Linked DNA regions of Homo sapiens: region 1 is linked to region 2. Evidence: chromatin loops called from intact Hi-C (ENCODE). Cell type or tissue: gastrocnemius medialis. All regions are shown on one strand. Region 1 has its middle 26 kb from the start of LINC00710. Region 2 has its middle 38 kb from the start of LINC00710.

What was found. Hi-C counts contacts between places; a loop is a spot of excess contacts. Peaks named below come from ENCODE experiments on the same cell type or tissue, not always from the same donor. Only the 100,000 strongest peaks of a DNase experiment are listed, where the experiment ranks them.
Region 1: it touches region 2 in a loop (2.3-fold over the local background); 2 of 110 quality-filtered maps call a loop at or near these places.

Annotation. Positions count from the first base shown.
Region 1 is chr10:10,974,179-10,982,178 of GRCh38, forward strand. It overlaps a transcript of CELF2 not described here. Among named protein-coding and RNA genes, the nearest start is that of LINC00710, 26 kb to the left of the region's middle. In gastrocnemius medialis, no CTCF peak of the experiment used is centred here; a DNase peak (open chromatin) is centred at 3,193; H3K27ac peaks cover 715 bases.
Region 2 is chr10:10,909,737-10,917,736 of GRCh38, forward strand. It overlaps a transcript of CELF2 not described here. Among named protein-coding and RNA genes, the nearest start is that of LINC00710, 38 kb to the right of the region's middle. In gastrocnemius medialis, no CTCF peak of the experiment used is centred here; DNase peaks (open chromatin) are centred at 1,825, 4,635 and 7,475; H3K4me3 peaks cover 834 bases; H3K27ac peaks cover 1,593 bases.

The DNA.
Region 1 (8,000 bases), 64 kb after region 2:
GATGTGTGCCGAGCACACAGTAGTTATTCAATAAATGGTGGTTAATATCATTTTTTATGTTAGATTCCTCTGTTTCCTAGGCCCATTCCTTCACTAGTATTAGCAGATCAACATATATAAAAGATACAGTGAATTATCTCACCAAAAGATTCTCATCTTAATTAAAAGTTTTCACATAATTTTCTCTCTAACTGTAGTTAGAGAGAGGTGTTAGAAACAGTAAGCCTGAAATTCAATACTTAGATAAATAGAAAGGACAAGGTATTTAGTGTCTCCATAAGATAGACTGGATTTGGGTTCTAAAGCCTCATTTGAGTCTCTTACATAATAAAAAATCTATGAAATGTAATTGATCAAACTCAAGGAGATGAAGAGTCATGCACTGACTCTGCCGGGATTAGAATTTCAGGTTTTAAACAGCCTAGGCTAGCAAACCTGAAGCTTACTTCACTAAGCCATCCCCTCTGGTTACGTGATTATGTATAGCAATTTACTATCAGTGAAAGGAGAAGAAATGCTTGCTGGCTGTATTGCTATTTTTCCCAGCCCCACCTCTCAACTATGGTATCGAAATTAAGTATATACCATCTTAGACACATTGAGCCCTGCCTGGTCAAATTCTCATGAACCAAGACTGAAATTAATTTTCAGCACACAATGCAGAGGTGAACTTCTGTTTTTATCATAAAGGAAGGCAAACCATAGAGTGATTTTACAGTGTCTTGACTCAAAAACCTATCTTCCCATATTGGCAGAACAGCATTGTGATATTTATCTGCAAATGAATGGTCCCTTGTAATCAACAGTAGATAAAGGCTGAAGAAGAATGACATCAATTCTTAGTTTTCAGGGATGTAGCCTCAGGAGCACAGGTTTTAGATTTGGATAGTCCTGGTGTCAAATGCTGTCTCTCACTTCCTTTGTGGCTATGTGACTTGGAACACATTTTTTTCTCCCAAGGCACAGTCTTGCTCTGTCACCCAGTCTGCAGTGCAATGGTGCAATCATGGCGTACTGCAGCTTCAACCTCCCAGATTCAAGCAGTCCTCTTGCCACAGCCTCTGGAGTAGCTGGGACCACAGACATGAGCCACTACGCCCAGCTAATTTTTTAATTTTTAGTAGACACGGGGTCTCATTGTGTTGCAAAGGCTGGTGTCAAACTCCTGGGCTAAAGTGATCCTCCTGCCTCAATCCTCCCACCTAGGTCTCCCTCAAAGTGTTGAGATTACAGGGGTGAGCCACTGCGCCTGGCCAACACATTGTTTAAATGATTGATTTTCTTTGATGAAAGATCCAGGGATCAGAAGTTCAAATACTTAATTTCCAATGTCAGGTCCACAAACTGACCACTCAGTTTTAATCTTCCTTACTTCTACAACTGGACCATCTAATTCATGGAGATCTTAGTACTTGCATTTGTGATATTCACAGACACTTGTAGGTGGTTGATTAAGAGGAATCTGATTATCATTTTAAGCTAGTATTTTTGCCTAGCTTCTAATGCTAAGCACATTCACATATATGGTGGAAGGCAGATGCTGATGATGCAGGACTGTGAGCCCCAAAGCTGGGCTTAACCCAGGCGGGTTCTTGGCTTCATTCAGGAAAGAAATCGAGGGCAAGCCAGTGGTGTGAGAGAGCAATCTTTTGTTGAACAGTGCTGCTCCTTGCAGAGCACAGCTGACTCATAGGCAACACACTAAGTCCTACTTGGCAATGGTATTTATACTCCTATAAACCCACTTTCAATTACATGCAAATTAAGGGGTGGGTCAATGGAAATTGAGGGGCAGATTGTTTAGAACTTTCTGGGAAAGGGGCAGTAACTTCCAGGTTGTTGCCCTGGAAAGGGGTGGTAACTTCTGGGTCTTTGCCTTGGCATTTGTAAACTGTCATGGTGCTGGTGGGAGTGTCTTATGCTAACAAGCAATGAGAGCATCTAGGGATGCCTTTTGTCACATCTGCTGGTTTCCACTGGTGTCTTAACTTCATCCCGTTTTATCCAGACACTGTTTTGGTCAGCAGGGTTGTGACCAGAAAACAGGTCCTGCACATCTCCTACCTCACTATTACTCCAATTCTGCAGATCAGGAAACTTGGGCTTGGATATATTCAATGACATTGCCAAAGTTACACAGTGGGTGATTTGTTGATCCAAGTCTAGAATGTGGGTCTTTTGACTGCATCAAATGCCTGTTCTCAGAACTACAGGGCTCTGTTGTAGACAGAGTCGTTATCTATCTGTGTATATCTTCATGAAATTAGTATGTCTCATTTCACGTCAGGCTTGGTCTTTTTTTTTATGTTAAGCCATTTTACCCTACTCTTTTTTTCATGCCTTTAGTTTCAGAGGGAAAACCTGAAGATCACCTTTCATTTTGCTCCTTTTTCTTGTCTTCCCCTTTCTGGGTTCAAGATCTGGTTCCATTTCTGATTCTCAGGTTCCTAATCAGTTAAAATGATACGATGCACCTAACAAGGCTTTGGAAATTGCAAAATGCTTATAAAGTATTGATGATCATTATTATGACTAAGCTTGCAATTCAAACCACAGATCTGTATTTGTTCATATTCAGTGTCATTTCCTTCACCTTTCAGGGTCTGACTTCCTGAAATTTCCCCTCTCTTCCCTCGAACTAACTCAAAATGCCGCTCACTTGCACCACTGGGCATCTCTCTTGTCCCCTGTCATGTGTCGTGTCTCATCATTGTGCATTTCCAGATAACCCTTCTTCTGCCTAAACGGCTCAAGCACAGACTTTTCTGCTGTCCCCATCACTGACTTATTTTTGAGTACAGATCCCACCTATATGACTGTGTCCCAGAAAGAAATTCTGACACCTAAAAGAGTTCCTGCTGGTTAATATCCTTCTGTCAGGAGCTCTGCCCTGATTTAGACCAATTCTTGACAGCTTCCCACGGGCAAACACCTGCAAAAAAAAACTGCCAGTAGCCACAGGTGGATTCCAGAACCTGAAGCTGATCTGAGTTTGAGAGCTCACGGATTCTTCCTGAAATTGTTTTGGAAAAGTGAGGGGAACATCAGCTCCCTGCAAGTCATTTTGTTATTCCAAGGGAACAAGAATTCAGAACATCTGTTGTTTCAGAGGTGTTTACACAGACACTTAGTGATGCTGCAGGTCCACGATGTTTGCCAGTTATTTCCAAATACTATATCAGCAAGAAGTATCTTTAGTCTTTGGGGGATATTGTACACAGCAGACACATTGTTGACATCTGGCAGGTTCATATGCAACCACTGAGATCTTTCAAAACAAAACTGTTGCAAAGGATATTTAAACCCAGAATGTCAGTTGGGAATAAAATGTTCCCTTCTTTGACTGTCTTTCCTGGTGTGAAATGTACAAATTTTAAAGATTAGAAATGAGTCAATTTAGATATTCTGAAACACAGAAAGAGAAAGAAAGCATTTTTCTGAATGTCATCCCCTTCTAAAATTATGGGGAAATCTTTGCAGTTTCTTTAAAGGAAAATGGAAGAATTTGGTACGTTTTGTACATTCTCTTCACTGGACTCATTCAGGTACATAACTGCCTTTCTGGCAGTTCACTGTCATGTGCCCTGGAATTGGATTAGGCTCAAATTCTGATTCTACCACTTCACAGCTGTGTGGTTCTGAGCAGTGTGTTTTAACAATTTGGGGCTTACAGTAAAAGGGGCATCTTGATTGTCCCCATCTCCTGGGATTGTTTTGAGGAATAAACATAATATGCACAAGAAGTTAAAACCAGTGCCTGGCACAGTAAATGTTAGCTCTTCTTGTGCTATTACATAGAAGTTAATATATGAAGAAGGAAGGTATTTTGTGTGTTTTGGGTTTGGGTTTTTTTTTGTTTTTTGTTTTTTTTTTTCCAGAGAAAGATGGTTAACATTAGGCAATTCTTTTCAGAAGTTGGTCACAGATTTACAGGAATGTGTCTATGAAATTACTGTACTTGACTCATCCTGAAATTACGTGATTCAAAAATCAAAGCAGAATGACTGCTCTTCTAGACTTCCCAAGACACTGGTTTTATGCCATTGTTCAGTTACGCAGAAAATGAATATCCAGTTTTAGCCTAATGCTTTGTACAATCCATCCTGTTTAACACTTTTGCTGCCTCTTACAGTTCTAATAATGTAAGTCTTGGTGGAGAAGGGAAACTATTCACCTGTGAATCCATCATAAAAAATTGGTGTTAAAAACCAGGGCTAGCTCAAGAGTTTTCATTTACATTTATGCTTTTATTGACGTCTTTGATTGGTAGCCAATTAAGATGGCAAGAACAGATATAGCCCATGTAGTACTTAGGTCTCTGACGTGGTTTGTGTGTTTTAAAGACATCAAGGTGATAGGAGATTGACAACTACATGTTAATCAGTGTCCAGAATAATTGGTAATGAAAACACAAAAGTTGTACTACACATGCCAAGAATGCAATAAAAACAACTTGAATTATTATAGGGGACACTGAAGCCATATCTCACAGTCATTAAGGAATGGATACGGAGAAGAATAAATTGGCAAGACTCAACCACTACCGATTATATGGTAGGCCAATACCCTAAGTTGCAAAACTGAATATGAAGAGAGAAGAAAACAGGCAGATCTTTGAAAACCCAGTGTCAAAACAATATCAGTATTACTGATGAATACTAGGAAAATTAACAAAAATACTCATAAGCAAGGAATAGCTTGATGGAAGCATATCCCATGCCTTTTTGGAAGTTAATAGCTAGAGAATTTGGGCTCCTTGGCAGGACTCAGTTCTGTGTTGACCTTGTAGCCCATTTGCAGGATTTCAGACTTCTTATTTCTAAAATCCTGAAAAGTGTTCCCCAGGCTTCCAGTTTCAGGGCCAGTTCTCTGCCCTTGGAGAATTCCACCCCTGCCTCTCATTCTCTGCCCCCAGGTTTGGCCACCATTTTCCAGGAGAGAAAGTGATTGAAACAGGAAGCCCAAGAACAAGGAAAGAGGAAGGGTAACTGGGGCCCCTCCCACACACCCACGTTTATGTATCAGGAGCGGTAACATTTCTATTCTCTTGACGCCAGGCCTGTGCCTTCTAACCACACAGCTGGGAGGCCACAAGAGTCACTGATTGGCAAACCTCAGATTATAAATCTAAGAAGGAATGACAGGGGAGAGCAGTGGAAATTTCTTAAATAATTATGAGTGATAATAATTCTAATAAAAATTACATCAGAAGCCTGACGCTGTGCCTCACGCCTGTAATCCCAGCACTTTGGGAGGCCTAGGCCGGTGGATGGCTGGAGTCCAGGAGTTCAAGACCAGCCTGGGCAACATGGTGAAACCCTGTCTCTACGAAAAATATAAAAATTAGCCGGGCATGGTGGTGCATACCTGTAGTCTCAGCTATGCAGGGGGCTGAGGTGGGAGGATAGTTTGAGCCTGGGAGGTGGAGGTTGCAGTAAGCCAAGATCATGCCACTGCACTCCAGCCTGGGCGATAGAGCCAGACCTTGTCTCTCAAAAAAAAAAAAAAAAAAAAAAAAATTCCATTGGCTTATAACCTCACAATTTACAAAGGACTTTATCTAAGGAGCGAATCAAAGTTGACAATGCCCGTAAGAGCAGACCTCAGTCAGAACATAGCTGGTAAAACATCTGAGATGGCAGGGAATGAAATGCTGATAACAGTAAAGTGAAAAAGGAAAACTATGTAATTGCAAGGATTGTGGTAACTATTTGTTCTGTTCCTTTTTGATAAGAAGAGATTCTCTTTTGGTAGCATGTTTATTTTAAGAAAGTCAAGGGCATTGTTTTTAGGGAGAATGTTGACAGTGCTTGTAGAAGCAAAATGAAAGGTGAGGAAGAAGGCAGCATGAGGTCAGCACACATAATTCAATTCAAAGTCATCAGACTTCATTTTTTCCCTAAAAAGTTGCTGAAAACAGAGGAAGAAGGAAGAATGCAAGGAACAAGAAAGAAAAATTGCCAGAGCTTTAAATGTCAAAGAATAATAAACACACAGGAGCAGATCATTCCGGCAGCCAGCCTTGGCTTCGTTTTCTTTTCTCCTGTCTTCCGCATCTCTGCTGGTGCTCCACTTTGTCACATACAGTTTTTGTTCCCAGATCTTAGAGTTTTATCTTTACAGATGTTCCTGTTTATTTCAAAGAAGTTATGTCACTTTTCTCTTCCCCCCCCAAGATGGTACCCACCTTATTGTAGAAGGAATGTTATCTTCGAAGCCCTTCTCGCCTCTTAGACTCAGGTGTGCCTCTATTGTAAGAGGCAAAAGTCCACGTTCTCGTGGCCTCCTTCTCTTGCTTTCCACATGCTGCTCAGCTCACTGTGCTTCTTCTGGGTTAGCCTTCTTGCTATTTCTTAAAAACCTCCTGTTTCTTACATTAATGGCAATCACCTTGCATCAACCTAATGGATTCTGTCTCAGGAGTCTTTGCACCTGCTCTTCCCACTAACTGGGATGCATTTCTGAGGACTCACATGATCTCCTAACGGTCTCTCGCACCCGCACAGGTTATTTGAGAATCTGCTCAGATGTCACCTTGTCAGAAAGGCCTTCTTTGACCAACATCTATAAAATATCCCTTAATCCAACTCCTTTCCTCTCCTTTTATTCTTTCTTTTTTTCCTCTGAAGATGGGGCCTTCCTATGTTTCTCTGGCTGCTCTTGAGCTCCTGGTCTCCAGCAATCCTCCCACCTTGGCCTCCCATTGTACTGTGATTGCAGGCATGAGCCACCACACACAGCCCCTTTTATTTCTTTTGATAGCGCTACTCATTACCTGGCATGACAGCACATATTAATTTGTGTACGTCTACACTTTTTATAATGAAGGTGTCACAAAATCCTGAACTGCTAGTGCAGGGGTCTATGCATTAGGGGCTCCAGAGAGAACCCTTCTGCCATTGTGACACGCCCACTGAAGTCCCAGAGTCTATATAGAGTAGGTGCCCAATAAATATAACTGAATGAATGAAGGTTTCTCACTTATTTCATTCATTTCTTCGCACTTGGATTCCACTTCGTTATAGAGACTTCTGTTAAGTACCTGTAATCAAAGGACTTTCTTTTTGGTTTGAACTATGTGATTTGTTGAAAGGCTGAGGAGGGAATGAGCTTACTAAACCGTACTCCCTGTCAAAACATTTATTGGCTTTACCACACACTTAGTGAGACCCTATTGATGCTGCATTTTGAGGGCACTAAAAACTAATAAGCCAGAAGAAGTGGCCGGCATATGTGGTCTAATAGATTCAAGGTTGAAGAATCCGCAGCGACGGTAATTTGCACAAGTCAATAAGTACTTCCTAGATTGTCTATATTTTTTAAGATACAGAGTTTTTATACCTAGTTGAGAAACAACAAAAATATGTACTTAGTGTTCTATCGTCCATGCATGCTTTATTTCCAATGAAACTCAGAGGAAATAGGTATTTCCAACAGTGTTTGCCATAGTTACACCCTTTTCTAGGGCTCTGCTCATTTTATTCCATTTCACACTCATCTTTTTCTGTTGAGAACCTATAGAAATAATACAAGTAAGTAACATTTATTGTGCACTTTCTATGTGCCCGGCATTGTGCCAAGGCCTTTTCATGTATTTCCTCACTTAATTCCTCTACTCAATTAGGCAGGTAAAATAATATAGTTCTCATTTTAAAGATGAGAAAACCGAGGCTTAGAAAGGCTACACAGTCAGGATATAAAGCCAGGTCTGTCCAATTTCCAAGCCTCCACTTGTAACTGCCTGGTAGACCCTCTCCTCGACTTCCTTTTCCTTTTTTTTTTTTTTTTTTTTTTGAGATGGAGTCTCACTCTTGTGGCCCAGGCTGGAGTGCAATGGCATGATCTCAGCCCACTGCAGCCTCCACCTCCCAAGTTCAAGCGATTCTCCTGCCTCAGCCTCCTGAGTAGCTGGGATTATAGGTGCCCACCACCATGGCTGGCTAATTTTTTTATTTTTAGTAGAGACAGGTTTCACCATGTTGGCCAGGCTAGTCTCCAGC
Region 2 (8,000 bases):
AAAAGGGAATCAGTGAAATGAGGTGGATAAAATCTCTTCCCATTACTTGTCATTATGTATTCATTTGTGTAAGTATTTGTGGCTGTGTCTTCTCCAGTAGACAGACAGCCTCATGAAAGAGGGGGCTCATGTTTATAAAGTTTCCTGTCTAATAATATCCAGCATGTAGAGATGGACACACAGTAGGAGGTGTAGAAATGTGTGTTGAACAAATGAATAAATGCTAATGAATTCAATACCAATACTTGTTGGTTGATGGATTAGGCCATTAGTCAAACATCACAATGCAGGCTGGTATTTGCAAATCCCTCTTTGATCCAGAAATTATCAAGAGTAGAGATGATTTTCTCTAATTAAGAGGACTTATTAGTGATATTATGTCCCTGGGAACTAATAGAGAAAAATTGGGCATTATTGCAAAATAGGCATCCTTTTAAACGAACTTATATAAAATTTTTGTTTTTGATTAATAATTATTTTGGTGTGTTTTTCCTTAAGAAGCCACGTATGAATTGCAGTGCAGCTTAGAGCACAATAATTCAGCAATATTAACTGCAGAGTTCTTTAATAAACTGATCCTCTCCCACTTGTACAAGCATATGATTTGAAAAAAATACACTTCTGTTGGTTTGTTTTGGAGAGATGTCACTTTGTTCACAAAGCTTTAAAGAAACACAGGCCAGTGCAGTAGTTCATGCCTGTAATCCCAACACTTTGGGAGGCCGAGGTGGGCAGATCATTTGAGTTCATGAGTTTGAGACCAGCCTGGCCAACATGGTGAAACCCTGTCTATACTAAAAAATACAAAAATTAGCCAGGCATGGTGGCATGCTTCTGTCATCCCAGCTAGCTACCTGGGAGGCCGAGGCAAGAGAATCGCTTGAACCTGGGAGGCAGAGGTTGTAGTGAGCCGAGATCGTGCCACTGCACTCTAACCTGGACTACAGAGTGAGACTCTGCCTCAAAAAAAAAAAAAAAAAAAAGAAAAGAAAAGAAAAAGAAACACAAGTAAATGTCTCGCATGTGCATTGTCTGTTTTTTCGGTTTTTGCTTTGACTTTTGCTTTTCAGTTCTGGGAGTACAAGTTGGTAAGTGAAACTTCATGTGACATTTCTAGGCTCTGAGACTATCTTCAAGAGCTGGTTACATTTGCGACTGCCAAAGTCTAAATGAGTGACTTTCAATGAGCAGGAATTGTTACTAACAGCCGAGTCAGGTACTTAGCGGCTCACATTGTCTAACTGTGGTAGAATTACAGAGCATATGGTGTATGATGCTTAACATGCAAACCCAAGCCTGCATAGGGAACATCCTCATAATGCCACTAGCAGTGTCCAAGACAGGCCTCCTCTTCTTGGGTGGGTTTCTGAGCTGCGTCTGAAGAGGACATTTCTGAAAGAAAGCAAACATAAGCCCTTCCCACTATCTCGAAATGACGGAAGGGACACCAGTGCCATTTGCACACTGGCTTCCCTTACAGATGCCAGCCAGGGCCGGATGGGCTCCTCTGCGGAGGTGATTAAGAGAAACCTTTGGCAGTTTGATTTTCAAGGCACTTGAGCACAAGGGCAGGGACAAAGGCACACACTTGTGGCTCTTTTATAGAAAGAATACTAAAATAATACAAGTAAATTGTGAGCCAAATAAAATCATAGCAAGGACTCTCAACAGGACTCCCCAAGTGAAAATGAAAGATGATCAGGAAGAGGCTGTATGTGTCAGTGATTAGATTCAATGAACCTGAACTGCAGCGATGCCTCTGACGGCTCCGACTGCAGGCCTGCCTCCTATCAGATGGAAGTGGCTCGTTCCAAGCACCGCGCAGTGCATTCCTGAGTATTGACTAAGGGATTTGTGCATGGGAGACCGGTTTCCCCACGGCAGCGCCTCTCCGCAAGCCTGGGCCTGGGGCCTGTCCGGACCTCCGTCCAGGCAGCGAAATCCCAAAAGTGTATGCAGTGATTTAAAGAGTAACTCCGCCTCCTGGACTTTATCTTGAAATCTGAGAGGTAGAGAAAGTTTCGTTCCTATGAATGTAGGCTAGGCAGAAGGAACTTACAGGAGCGCTCTTGGGAAACTGTTCTGAAAGCAGAACCACATCTGTGAATGTAGCTGGCTCATATTGCAATCATTTCCACCCAGGAATAGATCTGAGAGGCTGGCCTCTGTAGCGATGTAAAGTATCTCTTGTCGAAACCTACAGTTTTCTAAGTGATGTGGTGAGTTTATTTAAGGGTCTTGTTTTAGCTGATCAGCATTTTGAATGTACAAACACAGGCTGCCCTTCTTTTCTCTTAAATTACAACAATACCTAGTATCACCTGTTTCATACAGCAGGTACCCCGTAAATCTTGAGGAGAAGAAAGAAATGCAGTAGTGCAAAGGAAAGAAATGAGCATAAGAAAGGGAGGTGAGGATGGAAGCGGTTGCATTTAATGCAGTCACATATTCACAGAGTCACCGCATCAGAGAGGTCTCCCAGGACCACCCTGCATAAAATTACAGCCTCTGCCACCCTGCTTTTACTTTCTACCCCGCTACCTTGCTTCATCCTTCATAACATATTCTATATAATGTAGGAATCAATATTCATTTGCTTGTTTGGTTTTTGTCTATCTCCCACTTCTAGAATGTGAAGTTCCTAACAATGGGACTTACTTTTTTTTTTGAGATGCTCTGTCTCCAGGCTGGAGCGCGATCTCGGCTCACTGCAACCTCCACCTCCCAGGTTCAAGCGATTCTCCTGCCTCAGCCTCCCGAGTAGCTGGGACTACAGGCATGCACCACCATGTCCAGCTAATTTTTCTATTTTTAGTAGAGAGGGGGTTTCACCATATTGGCCAGGGTGGTCTTGATCTCTTGACCTTGTGATCTGCTTGCCTCGGCCTCCCAAAGTGCTGGGATTACAGGCGTGTGCCAGTGCGCCCAGCCAACGGGGCTTTTTTTGTTGCTGTTGTTCATTTGCTATAGCAGAAGCCAGAAGGGGTGCAGGAGTATACAGCATAGATAACATATCTGTGGCTTACGCATACTCCCCTGTTGTTCACATCCTGATGAAAAGCATGGGCTCCGGAGCTGGGATGCTTGGGCTGTGTTCAAATCCTGACTCTATCTGTCATTGCCTGCATGGCCTTGGGAAGTAACATAACATTCTTTTGTCTCATTTTTCTCGTCCTAACCATGGTGTAGTGATAGTAACTACTTCGTGAGGCTTTTCTAAGGATTAAGTGAGTGGACGCCTGTAAATGGCCTGGAATAGTGGCTGGTGTTAAAGAAGATTCCATTTGATGTGAACAGTTCCATGAATGTGTGTGTGCAATTGTAGATTTCACCATGTGAGAATAATTACTTGTGTTTGTATACAGACACACACACACACATTTTGATGTTTTAATCATGAGTGAAAATCAAGGAGGAATAAAAGTAGGAGAGAAGACATGAAGGCCAAAAAGAATGAAAACATAGTGATGAATGACCAGAGGGAAAATCAGAGTGAGGGGAAAGGACAGTGTCTTTAGATTTTGTTTAACAGAGAAGAAACTTTCATCTCTAAGGTGTTTGGGATTTTCCAGTGCTAAGGTTCACCACACAAGAAAAAAAATTAACTGTCCTGAATTAATATATATGCCTTTGTAATGATGTCTTTTTTTTTTTTTTTTTTTTTTTTTTTTGAGATGGAGTCTCACTATTTTTGCCCAGGCTGGAGTGCAGTGGCGCAATCTCAGCTCACTGCAACCTCCGCCTCCCGGGTTCAAGCGATTCTCCTGCCTCAGCCTCCCAAGTGGCTGGGATTACAGGCATGTGCCACTACGCCCAGCTAATTTTTGTATTTTTAGTAGAGATGGGGTTTCACCATGTTGCCCAGGCTGGTCCCAAACTCCTGAACTCGGGTGATCCACCTGCCTCAGGCTACCAAAGTGTTGTGATTACAGGTGTGAGCCGCTGCACCCAGCCTGTAATGATGTCTTTAAGCTAAGTTCTTGTTTATGTTTTATTTGAAAATGGATCCAAATTAAAAATGCCCACAGTTTGCCTCAAGCTAGTTGACAAAAGAAAGAAAGAGAGAAGGAGAGAGAGAAAGAAAGGGAGGGAGGGAAGGAAGGAAGGAAGGAGGGAAGGAGAGAAGGAAGGAAGGAAGGAAGGAAGGAAGAAGGAAGGGAGGGAGGGAGGGACGGACGGGGCAGGGGAAGGAAAGGGAAGGAAGAGAGGAAGGAAGGAAGGAAAAAGGGAAAGGAAGGAAAAAGGGAAGGGGAAGAGAGGGGAGGGGAAAAATCTGCTTGGTTGTAATACTTTCACTCCTAATTACAATAAAGAAAACCCCACACCTTCTACAACTAGAACATTAAATCATTTTTAGGACAGGCAATACAAATAAAATCTATTTTACCTTTTTTTAAAAAAAAAAAATGTTCTCTGTACTTTTGGGAAAAAAATTAAAGATACAGTTGGAGAAAAACATTCCAGGTCTTAAAAATATTTATCTTGCTGACACACAATTAGCATGGGGGCTCATGTCTTGTGTTTTACAGTTGTCAGCTAATTTTGGAAACTGGCAGAGGCTGCACAGAAATAGATGGTGTGCTCTTGCTTCAACACTTCCTAAAAAAAGAACTGCTCGCATAGTTCAGGAACGGGGAAGGACAGGAGATGACGAGGGAATGTTATTGCAGACAGCTGATAAAAGCTGGCATCACGCTTTGCACTGATGAATGCTCTACATATTTAAAATTAAAAGATTTTTTTTAAGGAATGCTAAATAATCTACCAAAACTGTGTCAGACACAGGGGACACTTGTCTGCTATCTTTTTCGGGATTTTTTTCCTTCAATAAAACTGAATTTATGCTGCAACTTCAAATTTGCGGAGAGCTTTCCTGTTGGTTCAGGCTGATGATCACACCAACGATGGTGTGGTGTTACTTTGACATCTGAGACACAGAGACCCTGAAGAGGTCAAATGAATTGCCCAAGGATATACAACTTATCAGAACCAGCACCTTCCATCACCTCATTCTACTTCTTAGTTGCTGGGACAGTTCTTTTTCTCTGAACATATAATTGCACTTTGTAGTTGTTTGCATCCTTGTTTTCATTCAATTTTTAGTGGTCTGGGCCAGGCATGATGGCTCACACCTATAATCCCAGCACTTTGGGAGGCCGAGGCGGGTGGATCACCTCAGGTCAGGAGTTGGAGACCAGCCTGACCAACATGGTGAAACCGCATCTCTACTAAAAATACAAAAAAAATTAGCAGGGTGTGGTGGCATGTGCCTGTAATCCCAGCTACTCGGGAGACTGAGGCAGAAGAAACACTTGATCCTGGGAGGCGGAGGTTGCAGTGAGCCAAGGTCACACCATTGCACTCCAGCGTGGGCGACAGAGTGAAACTTTATTTTAAAAAAAAAAAAAAAAAAGATTTTTTAGTGTTCTGCTTTTCACTTGAAATCAGATTATCTTGGTAATGATAACTAAGGAAAGGAAATTAGTACAATTAAACTCCAAATACTGCTATAACTATATCAGGCATTTTTTAAAAAATGAACTTAAGAGAGCAGAATTACCAGCCAGTAGAAAATGTCTATACACTCAAATTTATTAAGTGTTTGGTGTGTGCCAGGCACTGAGTATTCAACATCTTATATGAGCTGTGATCTTTGACTAAGAGTAGCCTTTTTTGTGGTTGTTTTTGAGATAAGATCTTGCTCTGTCACCCAGGCTGGAGAGCAGTAGAAGGATCACAGCTCACTGCATCCTTGAACTCCTGGGCTCAAGTGCTTCTCCCACCTCAGCCTCCAAAGTAGCTAGGATTATAGGTGCATGCAACCATGCCCACCTCATCTGTTTGTTTGTTTTTTCTGTTTTTGTTTTTGTTTTTGTTTTATAGGAAAGCAGTATTGCTATGTGGCCTAGACTGGTTTTGAACTCCTGGGCTCAAGCGATCCTCCTACCTCAGCCTCCCAAAGTGCCGGGATTATAGGTGTAAGCCACGGCACCCGGCCCTTAGGGGAGTTTTCAGTAGTAGATAAATGAAGAGTATTCATTACTTGGTGCCTTATACAGTTTCTTTTACTGGAATGTAAACACTTGGCAAGAAGGATCAGGATCTAAATTCATCTTAGTGCCTCTCAAAACATCCAGCATTGCCTGGGCTGAACGTAGATTAAGTGCTAATGAATATTTTGCATGAATAAATATTAGTCAGGAAATAAAGATGATTTACGCTTAGGAAGCAATGCTAATAATGGACATTGTGCCTATAAAAGGTCAATGAAAAATGCATGGTTTTTATGTCACCTGCTTTAAATCACCTCAGGTGGGTTATGACAGAGCATAATCTAGAAGCATGGGATATTCTGCTCAATTTATTTTCCTCAAGGGTTGCTTTACAAAAGGTATAAATTCATGAAAACATGTCACTAATTCAGATGACTGTTTAACAGTAGTAAACAGATAAAAACAAACAAATGGTCACCTGAAAAGCTCCAGTGTTTGTCGATTTGCTGGTCTCAAAAATGGTGACTGGATGATGACTCCTAGCTACATTACTGCAGTCAAATACAGTGGGGTGTTTTTGTCTGTTTCATTTTGTTAAAATTTGGAGCTACATGCACCAATGAAATCATCAGGTTTTCAGTAATCATGGACATCAAGTAATATCTGTAACTCTAATGTCAGTTTTTAGCACATGAGCGTGTAAAGCATAGTTTTCCCCGGCTGGGACTTAATACATGATGAACATGACTTTTCCCCAGCATCTATCTTTTGCTTTCAAGGTAGGGCCAACACCTTTGTCTTTGAATGTGTGATTCACTGAATAAAGTTCTGCATTGTCTTTTGTGCATAAATCCACCCATAGTCCACCATTTGGAATTTCTTTTGTTGTTGTTGTTGTTTTGAGACAGAGTTTTGCTCAGTTACCCGGAGTGGAGTGCAGTGGCGTGATCGCTGCTCACTGCAACCTCTGCCTCCCAGGTTCAAGCAATTCTCCTGCCTCAGCCTCCCGAGTAGCTGGGATTACAGGCGCGTGCCAGCACACCCGGCTAATTTTTGTATTTTTAGTACAGATGGGGTTTTACCACATTGGTCAGGCTGGTCTCGAACTCCTGGCCTCAAGTGATCCACCTGCCTCTGCCTCCCAAAGTGCTGGGATTACAGTCATGAGTCACTGCACCCAGCCTGGAATTTCCTTCTTCTTCTTCTTTTTTTTTTTTTTAAGGAAAAAGAACTTAGAGACATTTGTATCTAATTCAACATCAGTTTTTCTTAAGTGACTTGTCATTTTTTATCTTTTCAAAGTTTCTAACTTAGTTTTTACAGAAACAAGAATTTTTCCACACTTGTATTTCATCAATTTTACATCAGGCTTAATTAAATTTAAAAATTACAGTGATTGCCAGTACCATAAACAGGTTGGGGAACAAACACAGTATACTCTTGGTAAGCGTGGAGACTTAAGCAGCTGGAGCCAAAGCAAAGCAGGTGCTCTTAGAGGCCTCAGCCTCTGTGTTTTCCCTTGTGAGTGAAGGATGTTGGTCAATCCAGTAAGCTTTTGAAACAGAGGTCAATTATGGACATTTCTATTGCAGTGGATTGTTGTTTGTTTTGTTTTGTTTTTAAGAGACAGAATGTCACTCTGTTGCCCAGACTGGAGTGGACTGGTGTGGCACAATCATGGCTCACTGCAGCTGTGACCTCCTGGGCTCAAGCAATCCTCCCGCCTCAGCCTCCCAAGTAGCTAGGATTACAGGCAGGCACCATGATGAGCAGCTCATTTTTCAAATGTTTAGTAGAGACAGGGTCTCACTGTGTTGCCCTGGCTGGCCTCAAACTCCTGGGCTCAAGCCGTCCTCCTGCCTCAGCCTCCCAAAGTGCTAGGATCACATGTGTGAGCCGCTGTGCTTGGCCTTACTGCAGCGGTCTCAGTTGAAGACAGCTTTGTCACCAGTGGACATTTAGCATTGTCTGAGGACATGTTTGGGAGCTACAGTGGGGCTGGTGGGG